Linked DNA regions of Mus musculus: region 1 is linked to region 2. The links are chromatin contacts, found by POLR2A ChIA-PET in ENCODE. All regions are on one chromosome and are shown on one strand. Each heading gives the region's core, a stretch centred on a gene start or an enhancer-like site at or near the end of the contact. The rest is flanking DNA. Distances are from core to core; before and after follow the strand shown. Region 1 holds the start of Nfatc3 (nuclear factor of activated T cells, cytoplasmic, calcineurin dependent 3). Region 2 holds the start of Psmb10 (proteasome (prosome, macropain) subunit, beta type 10).

Region 1 (6,288 bases), core at 3,201-5,700, 120 kb before region 2:
CAAACAAACAAAAACCAGCCTGGGGTTGGTGGCGCACGCCTTTAACCCCAGTACTTGGGAGGCAGAGGCAGGCGGATTTCTCAGTTTGAGGCCAGCCTGGTCTACAGAGTGAGTTCCAGGACAGCCAGGGCTACACAGAGAAACCGTGTCTCAAAAACAAACAAACAAACAAACAAACAAACAAAAAACCCCTGGGACATAAGAAGATAATTTATCAAAGAATAAATTATATTGAACATATATAATCAGCACTAGACGACACTGAGCACTAGACAATATAGCTAGAAAAAAATCCTCAAGTTTACACATGAAAAACCTGTGCCTAGGTGTAGCTGAAGCAGGAAAACTACCATGAGTTCGGGAGTAGGAAACTTTATCTTTATCAAAAAAAAAAGTATATTCAGTATTTGCTGAGGATATATAAAGTAAATGTATTGCAAAAAAAATACATTATAAAACAAAAGTATTTCTGCTCTTCAAAAAACAATAATAGATAAGATACTATACATAATGTTGCATGCCTTTCTTTTGGTGATTCTCATTGTAAACTAGAAAACATTTAACAAATTTTGGGGCTGGAAGGATGGATAGCTCAGCAATTATGAGGACCCACAATGGGTAGCTCTCAACTGTCTCTCACTGCAGTGAGGTAGGAGGTTGAGACAGGAGGACTGTTACAGCTAGCCAGCCACCAGCATAGCTTCAGGGTCAGTGAAAGATCTTGTCTTCAAGGGAATATGGCAGAGAATGATAAAGCAGAACACTGCACTTCCTCCTCAGACCTGTGTGTGTGTGTGCGCGCGCGCACACACACGCGCACACACACACACACACACACACACACACACACACACAAAGTGAGTGAGTTCTAACCTATGTTTTGTGGAACACTGTCTTAAGTAAACAAATTGAAATTGAAAGCTAGGCATATGTAAGCCATGCCTATAATGGCAGCATTTGAGAAGTAAAAGGATCACATTCGATGGTTCCAACTAAAATCCAAGGTCACCCTCTAGTACACAGTGAGAAGAGAACAGCTAGGAATACATAATATATGAAGACCTTGTCTGAATAAATCAATCAATAAATAGGATAAGGAGAGAGTTCAGTAGATAAAGTGTTAGGACCTAAGTTTGATTCCCAGAGGCTATATAAAAATGCTGGATGTGGCAGTACAGGTTTGTAATGGCAGCACCGGGGAGGCAGAGACAGGAAGATCCCCAGGGCTCACTAGACAACTACATCTGGCCTAAATAGAAAGCTCCGGGCCAATGAAGACACTGCCTTAAAAATGAAGAGACTGGCAGCTTTACCCAGGATGACACCCGAAGATGAGCTGTAACTTACACACTATGTGTTCACACACACAGAAAACTGAATTGCCAGATCATGATTATCTTAACAGCAAACTAAAGAGAGAGATGTAAACAGAACACCAGAGTATTGGAAGCTGCTCTTTATAATAATGGAATGCACTATACATAGGTGAGTTTCATTGTTTATTGTGTTTGGTTTTTTGAGCATGGTCTCACCACATAGTTCTGGAATGTCCTACATAAATCATATTGGCCTCAAACTTGTGGTCTGCCTGCCTCTACTTCCTCTGAAGTATAGATTAGAAACACACAAACACTGGTTATAGTAAATACTTTGTCTGGCACTATATTAATGCTTCTAAAGTTTCTATTTACTGGGGTATATGGTCATTTTGAAGTTAGATACTAAGGAAAAACAAAATAGTTTGTTTTAAAAAAATATATTGACAGGCTATTCTGGAACTCTCTATGTAGACCACCAGTCTGGCACAGAACTCACAGAGATCTCCACCTACCTCTGCTTCCCAAGTACTGGGATTCAAGGTATGTGACACCATTTTTAATTTCCACAAAGAAGTTTTCAAAAATATTTTCAATGCATGGAAACCTCAATGTGCTCTAAGTACTCTCAAACCTTCAGAGAAACATAGAACTAATATAGGCCAAAATTTCCAAAATCTGCTATTTTGTGGAACTGACCAATCAGCCAAAGAACCAAAACAATGCTAACTACCATGAAAAACGAGTCGTGGTTCAAAACGTAAGTGGTATTTACTCATAAAACCACAACTGTGTTGAATAAAATAGCCGAGTACGGTGTTTTACATCAGTAACCCCAGTAGTCTCAAAGGCTGAAGCAGGAGGCGTATCTCCATTCTGAGGCCAGCCTGGGATACATGGACAGTTCTAAGCTGGCCTGTGATACATACTGAAACATTGTCTCAGTAAAATACAAAAGCATAAAGTTTTACTTTTTCATATGATTTCCACCATAATGGAAAACAAATATCCTTAAGAAAATGACCACTGATTATGGTGGCACATGGCCACCAATACCAGCACTTGGAAGATGAGGCGGCAGACCTGACAGAACTAGACTCTAAAAAAGAAATGATAGAAAAAACAAAAGGTGGGGTTGGGGGGGGGGCGAGAAAACCGCCCAGAACGTTTTAAAGTCGGCTTCTGGCAAAACTGTTCATGCTTATCTTTGGGAATTTCAACTACAAATCCAATTGCAAACTTGTTTTCTACAAATTCACTCAAACAAGTTGTTTTATTTTTTCAATTTCCATAACCTAAGTGCAACTCAATGCCATCAGCTCCATAAACCCCATTTTTCTATTTTATATATAAAATTTATGACAATTTAGTTTGCCGAGTAATAGCTGTTTGAGCTGTGTCTCATCTGTTTCCCAATTTTCATCAGGAGCAGGAGCCTGCATCAGTATACACTACCCAGTGAGTATCCACTAGTATCTTCGACATTAAGGCTGATTAAAATAATGCTAATGGGACTGGAAATGAATACAGTCAACTGGGTTTTTTGTTTTGTTTTGTTTTTTGTTTGTTTGGTTTTGGTTTTTTGAGACAGGGTTTCTCTGTGTAGCCCTGGCTGTCCTGGAACTCACTCTGAAATCCGCCTGCCTCGGCCTCCCGAGTGCTGGGATTAAAGGCGTGCGTCACCACGCCCCGGCTCTACAGTCAACTCTTAACTTTATATTTATTACGTTGAAAACAGTATACGAAGGCTGAAAAGGAACTAAAAGGTATTGTACCACCTAGAGATTCAATGCAACGCTGAGAAAACAATGTATTAGCCCTCACAATACTATGAAAAAATTTAAATAATTCACTTAATACTGGAAAGAATAAACATGAATACTCTTATCCATCTTCTTTTTCTAAGTTCTCTTGCATATGTAATAGGGAAGCTGAACTTAACGAACCACACTATTCCAAACCAGGTCACAGGAGAGAGTTAAGTCCCCAGTCATCATCCTGTTTCTATTTACTGACTGGTTTGACCCGCAAGCATTATGGTGTCCAGCTTTCCCAACTTATCTTTTAAAACATCTTCTGAGAAGAGCTTTTTTTTTTAAAATTATTAAAAAATGCCTTCTAGAACATTCTAGGAGAACTGTAATTTTAAAAGGCAACGTATCTTGTTTTTTTGTTTTTGTTTTTTAATCTCCAGAAACACTTTGCCCAAGCAAAACAACCCAGTTTTCAGAAAGGTCCGTTATAGTATACTTGAAACTAAGCGTGGATGGAATATAAATTTACACAAGTGGACACTAACTCGAACTCGCTCTTCTAGCAAAGTAGATTTTTTTTTAAAGTGGAATTTGAAAACACGCATCTTTCAAATAAAGAATTTTACAACTAGCCTAAAGACAGCGAAGTGCGCTTACACTTCTCGGAGACATTTCCTCTGCACCACGCTGGCACAGCTACGACAACCAGAAACCTCTTGGGGCTTTGGCCCCAACAACCTCTGCCTCCAAAGCCCGGGCGTCCGCCGGCCACTGGCCTCTCGGAGTCGAGTTCCCTACTAGTTCGCTCGCAGCCAAGACACTTCCACGTCGCCCCGAACCACACGCCTCCTTCTCCTCCTCAAATTAAATCGGGCTTTCCTCGCCACCCGCACGCACCAGGGGGACCGAGGGGAAGGCGAGCTGGCGGGAGCGCGGCGAGGGCACGCTCCACAGTCCCGGCCGGCCCGGCACCCACCTGCAGGCCGCGAGACCTGGGACACCGGCGCTGGTGCCCCGTCCTCGCCGAAGACGAGTTTGAAGTCGAGCTCGTCGTGGGCGCCACAGTTTGCAGTAGTCATCGGCGTGGCCCGGGGTGCAGCGCCTCCTCCTCAGGCGGCCGCGGCGGCTCCTCAGCGCCGCTTCATGCTGGGCCGCGCCGGCCAGGAGGTCGCGGCTCCACTGCAAACTTTCCGGGCGGGGCCCGCGAGGCCGAGCGTTCCGTTCCGACCTAGAAAGCTGGCCGAGCGCCCCGCCGCACCGGGAGCCGTCACCGCCGCCGGTCGAGGGTGCAGAAAAGCCACGGTCGCCTCAACCAAGGCTCCCCGCCCCCCACCCCCACAGTCGCCGCCACTGCCGCCACCGCCGCCGGCGCGCTCCCGCGCCCTGCAGCGCGCCCAGCCCCGCCCCTCGCCGCGCTCCCGCCCGACGGGGCAGCCCATAGGCCGCTGGCCCCGCTGACAGCCACGGGCCCCGCCTCCTCACCGACCTATCGCGTGAGTCCTCTGCGAGGAGGAAGTCACGTGAGCAAGAAGCGCCAGAGCCCTGCTCCCTCTCGGAAGTTGTAGTTAAAACTCTCTTTCTTCCGCAGTTTCTAAACCAAGACCAGGGTAGGGCCAATAGCGCTGTCTAATTAGATTGGGAACCCACGTAGGCCAATTGGAGACTATCTTTTTCCCCCTCATCGGGCGGAGCTCATGTCGAGGAAGTGGGTAGCAGAGCGCCAGGGTTATAGGTGTCCGGATATTTGGCCCCACAGAGGTACTTTTCACTTATAGCTGAGTTTAGAGTGGATACGTTCGTTAGACCACCTCAAAAGTTACCACTCATCCCCCGCATCCCTCCATACCAACTTCGATGGCGTAACTTGGAGAGGGCCAGGGATTGGTTCGAACTTTTGGGTAGGTTAGGGTGGAGCCGAAGAAAACCTTGCGAGACAAGTCTGGAGTCGATTCAGAGCCACCCTTCTGGGGTGGGGCCCCGTCTCAGTGGCTGTGCCTTTGTCCCCTCAAGCCGGCCCGGAGAGGATGCCATGCATTCTAGCTAGGCCTCACCTAAATCAGAGGGACCAGGTCTGGTCCTTGACGGAAGTTGAGCAGACACAGAGAAAAGTACCCTTCTTGGCCTCTGCATCTTAGTACATAACCGTGAGACTAAGGCATTGTGACACCCGAGCAAGGAAAGCCCACATATAGGAAGTGACGCTGTCAAAAAGAACCGGCTTTCAATCTTGGTTTCACCTCAAAGAGTCTGCCTTCCCCGGTGAGACATGAGATGGCCCAAGACACCATCCCTTGGAGTCTGGGGACTCAGTCTTGTTTACTTAGCGCATGATTAAGAGAAGGAGTTGGGAGAAGCCAGTGACCACCTCCTCCACGACAGCAAGTCTGATACTACTCACAAAAGCCCCTGGGAGAATGGAGCAAGCACAAGCTCCTTGCAAAGATCTCTGCATCTCAGTGATTCCTGGGCTACTAAGTGAGCCTCAGGGGGACCCCGGCTAAGCCTAGGGTCAGAAGAGCAAGGAATGTTCTGAGCTCGTGAGCCATTCATCTTGGACTGGTTTATTCCTGCTCAGGGCTTTACCAGTACTTATGAGGGACACAGAGATACAGAGATAGTCTCCCATCAGGGTTGAGAGAGAGAGGAATAGCAAATATATAATTACTGTGCAAAGAGATTAGAGCTGTGATAGGAGCTCTGAGGACATTGAACACCCACCCACACGCTACAGGAGTAGTAGAAACTGGAGATCCAAGCAAAAGACGAGCAAAGCTTGTTCCATGGAAGGACCAATGATCAGAAACCAAAGGTGATGCTGTATGAGTGGGCATGGTCACTGGGTGATGCTAAGCTGGAGACTATAATAGTCACTTCTCTATAGAACACTTGGCTAAGGGCATTCAGATCAGCAGGAAGAGGAGGCAGTCAGACTTAATGGCACATGGCTGGAGTGCCAGCACTCACATGGCAGAGGCCAAGATCAGGAGCTCATCATCTCCTCCTCCTCCTCCTTCTTCTTCTTCTTTTTTTTTCCTGAAACAGAGTTTCTCTGTGTAGTCCAGGCTGTCCTGGAACTCATTCTGTAGACCAGGCTGGCCTCGAACTCAGAAATCCACCTGCCTCTGCCTCCCGAGTGCTGGGATTAAAGGCGTGTGCCACCATGCTCGGGCCCCCATCATCATCTTACATAGTGAGTGTGAGGACAGCTTAGGGACAGG
Region 2 (6,773 bases), core at 2,453-4,952:
CTAGCCTGCGGGCATAATGGACAGAATCCCCTCTGTTTCTGCCTCCCCACAGGCTACCTGCACACACTGGTGCAGAATCTGGTTAACAACGGATATGTGCGGGATGAGACAGTGCGGGCCGCACCCTATGACTGGCGTCTGGCACCCCGTAAGTGTTTGCAGGTGATGGGCTGGGGCCTTGACAGGTGGTCCCAGGTCCTAACTACCCTGACCTATCTACTCGTCTTCAGACCAGCAGGATGAATACTACAAGAAGCTGGCTGGCCTGGTAGAGGAGATGTATGCCGCTTATGGGAAGCCTGTCTTCCTCATTGGGCATAGCCTTGGCTGTCTGCATGTGCTCCACTTCTTACTGCGGCAGCCTCAGTCCTGGAAGGACCACTTCATTGATGGTTTTATCTCTCTCGGGGCTCCGTGGGGTGGTTCCATCAAGGCCATGCGGATCCTGGCCTCAGGTGAGGAGCCTCTTGGGCGTGGTCATCCAGTGTGGGGTAAGGAGGAGTGAAGCAGATCACAGAGCTAGCTAGCCGTCACTCCAGCTCTGCTCAGTGTTGCCCCGGGGATATTGTCTGTCTGTCTGTCTGTCTGTCTGTCTGTCTGTCTGTCTGTCAGGGCACACCTGTTGTCCTTTAGCCCCTTGAAAGCAGCAACCATTTGGACATCTCCTTCCAGAGTCCTTGAGTGCTGATAGAGGAAGCCAATCCCAGTCGTCTGTCAACCCCAGATTTGCTCCTGGTAGCCCCCAAGTCCTGTACACTATGGCTTTTAGCTACATTTTACCTCCCAGAGCCCCTGTGCCCAGGAATCTGTTTCATTGAGGACATGATCTGCCACGGCAGGGCCAAACCTAGGGATCCTTCTTGCTCCTGTTTGTGCAGTAGCCCCAGGGACCCAGTACTAATACAGCTACTGCTCACTAAACACCACCGTATACTGGGCGTAGCCAGACTTAGCCTTCACTGTGAAGTTTACAGTCTAGTGAGTGATCCACCAGACTGTACGACTGGATGTAAAGCAGATACCATTGCCGGGCAGTGGTAGCACACGCCTTTAATCCCAGCACTTGGGAGGCAGAGGCAGGCAGATTTCTGAGTTTGAGGCCAGCCTGGTCTACAGAGTAAGTTCCAGAACAGCCAGGACTACACAGAGAAACCCTGTCTCAAAAAAAACAAAAACAAAACCCAAAGAAACCAAAACAGATACTGTCTAAATCTCCTGAAATGCAGTCCTGTGACCACTGTGTAGCATAGGCAGAGGACCTAAGGAAGAATAGCCAACACACACACACAAACACATATCCCTTATTCTCTTTAACTGTCATACACTCTGTTTGAGGCCCCATCTTCCCTGTCGTCTTCCCTGTTTGAGCTCTGTCTTACCAGCATAGCCTCTTTTATTTATTTATTTTAATTTTTATTTTTTTAAGATTTATTTATTATTGTATCTAAGTACACTGTAGCTGTCTTCAGACACACCAGAAGAGGGCATCAGATCTCATTACAGATGGTTGTGAGCCACCATGTGGTTGCTGGAATTTGAACTCAGGACCTTTGGAAGAGCAGTCAGTGCTCTTAACCACTGAGCCATCTCTCCAGCCCTTATTTTTATTTTTTTTAGGATTTATTTATTATTTATATGTAAGTACACTGTAGCTGTCTTCAGACACACCAGTAGAGGGTATCAGATCCCATTACAGATGGTTGTAAGCCACCATGTGGTTGTTGGATTTGAACTCAGGACCTTCATAAGAACAGTAGTGCTCTTAACCGCTGAGCCATCTCTCCAGCCCCCGCAAATAAGCATACGGAGCACTTAACCGAACACCAGGCCTGCTCTTGTCTGTGTTTTGGAATCAAGATCAGGTTGTGGCAGAAACAAGGTGGAGTGCTTTTGCCGAGGTAAACTGTGGACCAGGCCCAGCTCCCTGTCCCACCTTGTTCTCCCCTGTCCTAGGTGACAACCAGGGCATCCCCATCCTGTCCAACATAAAGCTGAAAGAGGAGCAGCGCATAACCACGACTTCCCCCTGGATGCTCCCAGCCCCTCACGTGTGGCCTGAAGACCATGTGTTCATTTCCACACCAAACTTCAACTACACCGTCCAAGACTTTGAGCGTTTTTTCACAGATCTGCATTTTGAAGAAGGCTGGCACATGTTTCTTCAGTCTCGTGACCTACTGGAGCGCCTCCCCGCACCTGGTGTAGAAGTATATTGTCTCTACGGTGTGGGCAGACCCACACCCCACACCTACATCTATGACCACAACTTCCCCTACAAAGACCCCGTGGCTGCACTCTATGAAGATGGGGACGACACCGTAGCCACCCGCAGCACTGAGCTCTGTGGCCAGTGGCAGGGCCGCCAGTCGCAGCCCGTACATTTGCTGCCCATGAACGAGACAGATCACCTCAACATGGTCTTCAGCAATAAGACACTGGAGCATATCAATGCCATCCTACTGGGTGCCTACCGCACTCCTAAGTCGCCAGCTGCCAGCCCAAGTCCCCCACCCCCTGAATAAAGACCTAGCTGTTATAAATAAGTGCAGGGTGTTTGTTATGGGTTAAGGGGAAGGCACTACTAGGTTCCTTAGATAACCTGCATCACCTGGCTGATGCATGCTTGATCTGGGCTTAGGGGAACACGGGGTTCAGTGGGCTTTGCTAAGGCCCCAGACTGGACTGACTTTGAGATATGTAAATAGATTTTCATTGTCCTAGTTGAGCTGCTCAGGAAGCTTGCTCTGTGGCTTCCTTCTTAGGGGCCCAGGACAATATTCAGATCTGGGTATATGGCTGTTAGAATGGGGACACAGAGAAATAGGATTTGAAGTCGACTTTTGAGTTCTGGTTGGATACAGAAATTTATAATAAAGCATGGTGGTGCACGCCTTCAACTCAACACTTGGGAGGCAGAGGCAGGCAGATCTCTGTAGGCCACTCTGATACACACAGTTCCAGGACAGCCAAGACCACAGAGATTCTGTCCCCAAAACACAAACAAATAAATAGAATTTAAGATATTGGGGCTGGGGATTGTTAATGTAAGAACTTGGATTCCATGACAGCCGGAGCTATACAGAGAAAACCTGTCTCGAAAAAACAAACAAATAAATGGGGCTAGAGAGATGGCTCAGCGTCTGTTGAAAGAAGCTGTTTTTCCAGAGGACCCTGGTTCAATACCCAGCACCCACATGGCTGCTCACAAGTGTCTGTAACTCCAGTTTTAGGGGAGCTGACACCTCACACAGACATGCAGGCAAAACACCAACGCACATAAAATAAGCCATAAAAAAATTAAAAAATTAGGGCCACGTGGTGGTACACATGCCTTTAATCTTCTCATCCAGGCCAACCTTGTCTACAGAGCTTATTCCAGGGCAGACAGGGCTACACTCAACTACACTGAAAAACAGTTTTTCAAGCGCCCCCCCCCCCCAAAAAAAAAGTTTAGGATCTGAAGAAAAGACAGTTCATCTAAAGAAGATTTAATGTGAGACATTAGAGAGAGAGAGAGAGCAAGCACTCAGAAGTTAAGAGCATTTTTTTGCACTTGGAGAGGACCTGAGTTTGGTTCCCAACGCCCACGTGGTGGCACGCCCACATGGTGGCTCATGATCATCTGTAACTTCAGTTCCAGGGAATCTGATGCCCTCTTCTGACCTTGGTGGGCATGTGGCATGCACATACCACATTCACTCACACACATAACTAAGCCTGCAAGGGCTTCATTTCTACTTACTTTTAAGGGGTTATGTGTGTGAGTGTTTTACCTGAATACATGTATGTGCCTGCAGTGCTCAGGGGGTGTCAGCAGAGATGGGAATGGAGGATCTAAGGCGCACCATAGGTCTGGCAAGGAGTGTAATAGCCCCTTCCTCAAGTTATCTGGGACTAGCAGCAAAGACGAAAGTGAAAGAGAAGATGCACACAGCAGCCAACAGCCTCTGAACTAGGGTGGGGGTGAAAGCGAAAGTAGGAAGCGTCCGGAAAAACCCCACAGAAGCCAGGACAGACGCCTCTGCTCCCCCTGGCTGATCCACTCATCGAGACCCCCGCATTCTCACTTGGCCTTCCTGCGAGATGCTGAAGCAGGCAGTGGAACCCACAGGAGGCTTCTCTTTCGAGAACTGCCAGAGGTGAAAGGGGAGTGGAGTTCTAGTCACGAACTGCTGGTGCCTTGTTTTATTGGTGGAGTGGGGGAACCCTATGTTGGGTGACCAAGTAGGGGCTTAAGCCAGGAGATGAGTAGAAATGGGTTTGGGGACCGGTTCAGGGACCCTCCCTTGATGCAGAACTGAAACGCGAGTCACCCCAATGTTTCCAGGAATGCGTCCTTGGAACACGTCCTTCCGGGACTTCGGGTTCCTCATGCACGCAAGACCGGGACTACCATCGCGGGGCTTGTGTTCCGAGTAAGCGGGGTGATAAGGGCTGGAGGGCTAGAAGGGCAGCCACTGCGGAGATCAGGTGGGCATTAAGGCTGGGCTCTGCCTCTGCAGGATGGAGTCATCCTGGGAGCGGACACGCGGGCCACTAACGATTCGGTTGTGGCGGACAAAAGCTGCGAGAAGATCCACTTCATCGCCCCTAAAATCTAGTCAGTATGCCCCGGACCAGTCCCCATATTCAAACATAAGCTGCACTGTCGCTCACTCCCTACTTTGTCCCTGCACGTCCCTGTCCACATCCACCATCCCTTTGTCCCTTAGCTGCTGTGGGGCTGGAGTAGCTGCGGACACTGAGATGACTACGCGGATGGCAGCTTCCAAGATGGAACTACATGCGCTGTCCACCGGCCGTGAGCCTCGGGTGGCCACGGTCACCCGTATCCTGCGCCAGACGCTTTTCCGGTGAGCAAGTGGGGCTAAGATGACCCCTAAACGGGGTATCTGCAGGTGGGTGGAGTTGACAGGAGGCGGGACGTGGAGTGGGGGGGAGCGGGGCTGCGACCTGCAGGGAGACCGGAAGAAGACAGACCAAGCTGAGTTCCGGAAGAGGCAGCGTCAATTGCAGGACGCCAGGCCAAAGGAAGGGGTGGGACTCAGACCAAAAGGCAGTGTAATGGGCGGGGCCTGTCTGCTAACATTAACCCTGCCTGCTCCTCCACAGGTACCAAGGCCACGTGGGGGCATCACTGGTCGTGGGCGGGGTTGATTTGAACGGACCTCAGCTCTACGAGGTGCACCCACATGGTTCCTACAGCCGTCTGCCCTTTACTGCCCTTGGTGAGCTCTTCCACCCTTTAAATCACACGAATCCTGCTCCTGCAACCCCACCTTCAAGGTTTGTACCTCCGCAGCTAACAACTGACTTCGGATGCCCCTTCCCACCTGCAGGCTCTGGTCAGGGTGCAGCCGTGGCACTGTTGGAAGACCGGTTCCAGCCAAACATGACGGTGAGCGACTTCTTCATGCTCACTGGCGGGGAGTGCTGAAAAACCCTAGCCAAGTATAGAAATAAGAAAGGCTTGTAGGTGTGAAGGGGACAACTGAGTAGGGACTGAGTAAAGTTGAAGATGGGAGGGCCAGTCAGGAACCAAGCTTAGACCACAGAGAGAAGCAGAAGCTCACAACGGATCATTACTGAAGGAAGAGGTAAATGATGTTTGAGATTGGACTTGGGAGTGGGATAGAAGTAAGTGACTATGTGCTTCAGAGATAACTAAGGCCCAGAGAGAAACACGTGACAGACTGGGTGGGAAGACAACTTGGGGGGGGGTACATGTAAGCAACACTGAGAAGTTTGTACAGAGGACAGTGAGTGGAGGGCACACAGTTTTGGAGGAGAGGGGGTCAGAAGCCAAGGGACTGGAATTTTCAATGGATGGAGAGAAAGGAGGTTGAGCTTACATAAAGAGCAAATTGTCTAGACTTCAAGATTAACAAGTCCCCTGGTTAGAGTGTGGTAACACTAGGTCCATTTAACCTCATTTCCACTACCCAGCTGGAGGCTGCGCAAGAGCTGTTGGTGGAAGCCATCACAGCAGGGATCCTGAGTGACCTGGGCTCTGGGGGCAATGTGGATGCCTGTGTGATCACTGCAGGGGGTGCCAAGCTGCAGAGAGCATTGAGCACCCCCACCGAGCCTGTGCAGAGGTAAGAGCACAGGAAGGGAGGGCTCTGTGTGTGTTCACACGTGTGCATGGACAGGCTGCATTCTAAAAGGCTGGCCCTCCTCCCTTCTAGAGCTGGCCGTTACCGATTTGCTCCTGGAACCACACCTGTCCTGACCCGGGAAGTGAGACCCCTGACCCTGGAACTTCTTGAGGAAACTGTGCAGGCCATGGAGGTGGAATGAAGTGGCCTGAGATGTAGAGTTTGGAATGAGGGTGAATAAATCCGGGAAACACAAACACTTAAACAGAAGGCTGTGTCTTTCTTGAGAGGAGTGAGCCAAGCATCTGTAGGAGTTTTGTGGCTGAGGTATTCACCTAAGGACGACAGACCCAGTTCTTGGCCTGAGGTCCTCCTCCTCCTCACCTCAGGGATCTATCCGTGCAGAAGCCCAGGACTATAAGCTTTGGGGTAGAAAGCTATATCCTGTCATCCCCAAACCATAGTTCCATATGGTAGAAACTTACCCCACCAGTACCCTGTCTTGGAAGACCCCGATGGACAATCCCCACTGTTAGCCTTTCCCTTTCTTATCAGTAACCACCTTTTTCCACCAGCTACCCTGGGACCTTAGGAGGCTAAAATGCTGATAGAGCAACCACTTCCTGACAAGTTCCCACTAAGCACCTCTCACCACCTACAGTTCCTCTACTTAGG

What was found. ChIA-PET counts read pairs that join two places held with the same protein, here RNA polymerase II (POLR2A).
Region 1: POLR2A ChIA-PET joins it to region 2 with 11 read pairs in Patski. The contact joins the promoter of Nfatc3 here to the promoter of Psmb10 in region 2. POLR2A ChIA-PET finds 5 or more read pairs at or near these places in 3 of 5 experiments (Patski and embryonic stem cell).

Annotation. Positions count from the first base shown.
Region 1 is chr8:106,057,752-106,064,039 of GRCm38, reverse strand. Nfatc3 (nuclear factor of activated T cells, cytoplasmic, calcineurin dependent 3) reads right to left here and starts at 4,450. Exons shown (of 10, transcript NM_010901.3): 1 at 4,047-4,450. The coding sequence starts at 4,149.
Region 2 is chr8:105,935,321-105,942,093 of GRCm38, reverse strand. Psmb10 (proteasome (prosome, macropain) subunit, beta type 10) reads left to right here and starts at 3,702. Exons shown (of 8, transcript NM_013640.3): 1 at 3,702-4,139; 2 at 4,328-4,415; 3 at 4,503-4,600; 4 at 4,713-4,853; 5 at 5,113-5,228; 6 at 5,340-5,398; 7 at 5,947-6,098; 8 at 6,189-6,366. The coding sequence starts at 4,084. The coding sequence ends at 6,300. It overlaps Lcat (lecithin cholesterol acyltransferase), which reads left to right. Exons shown (of 6, transcript NM_008490.2): 4 at 53-148; 5 at 231-455; 6 at 1,954-2,543. The coding sequence ends at 2,522.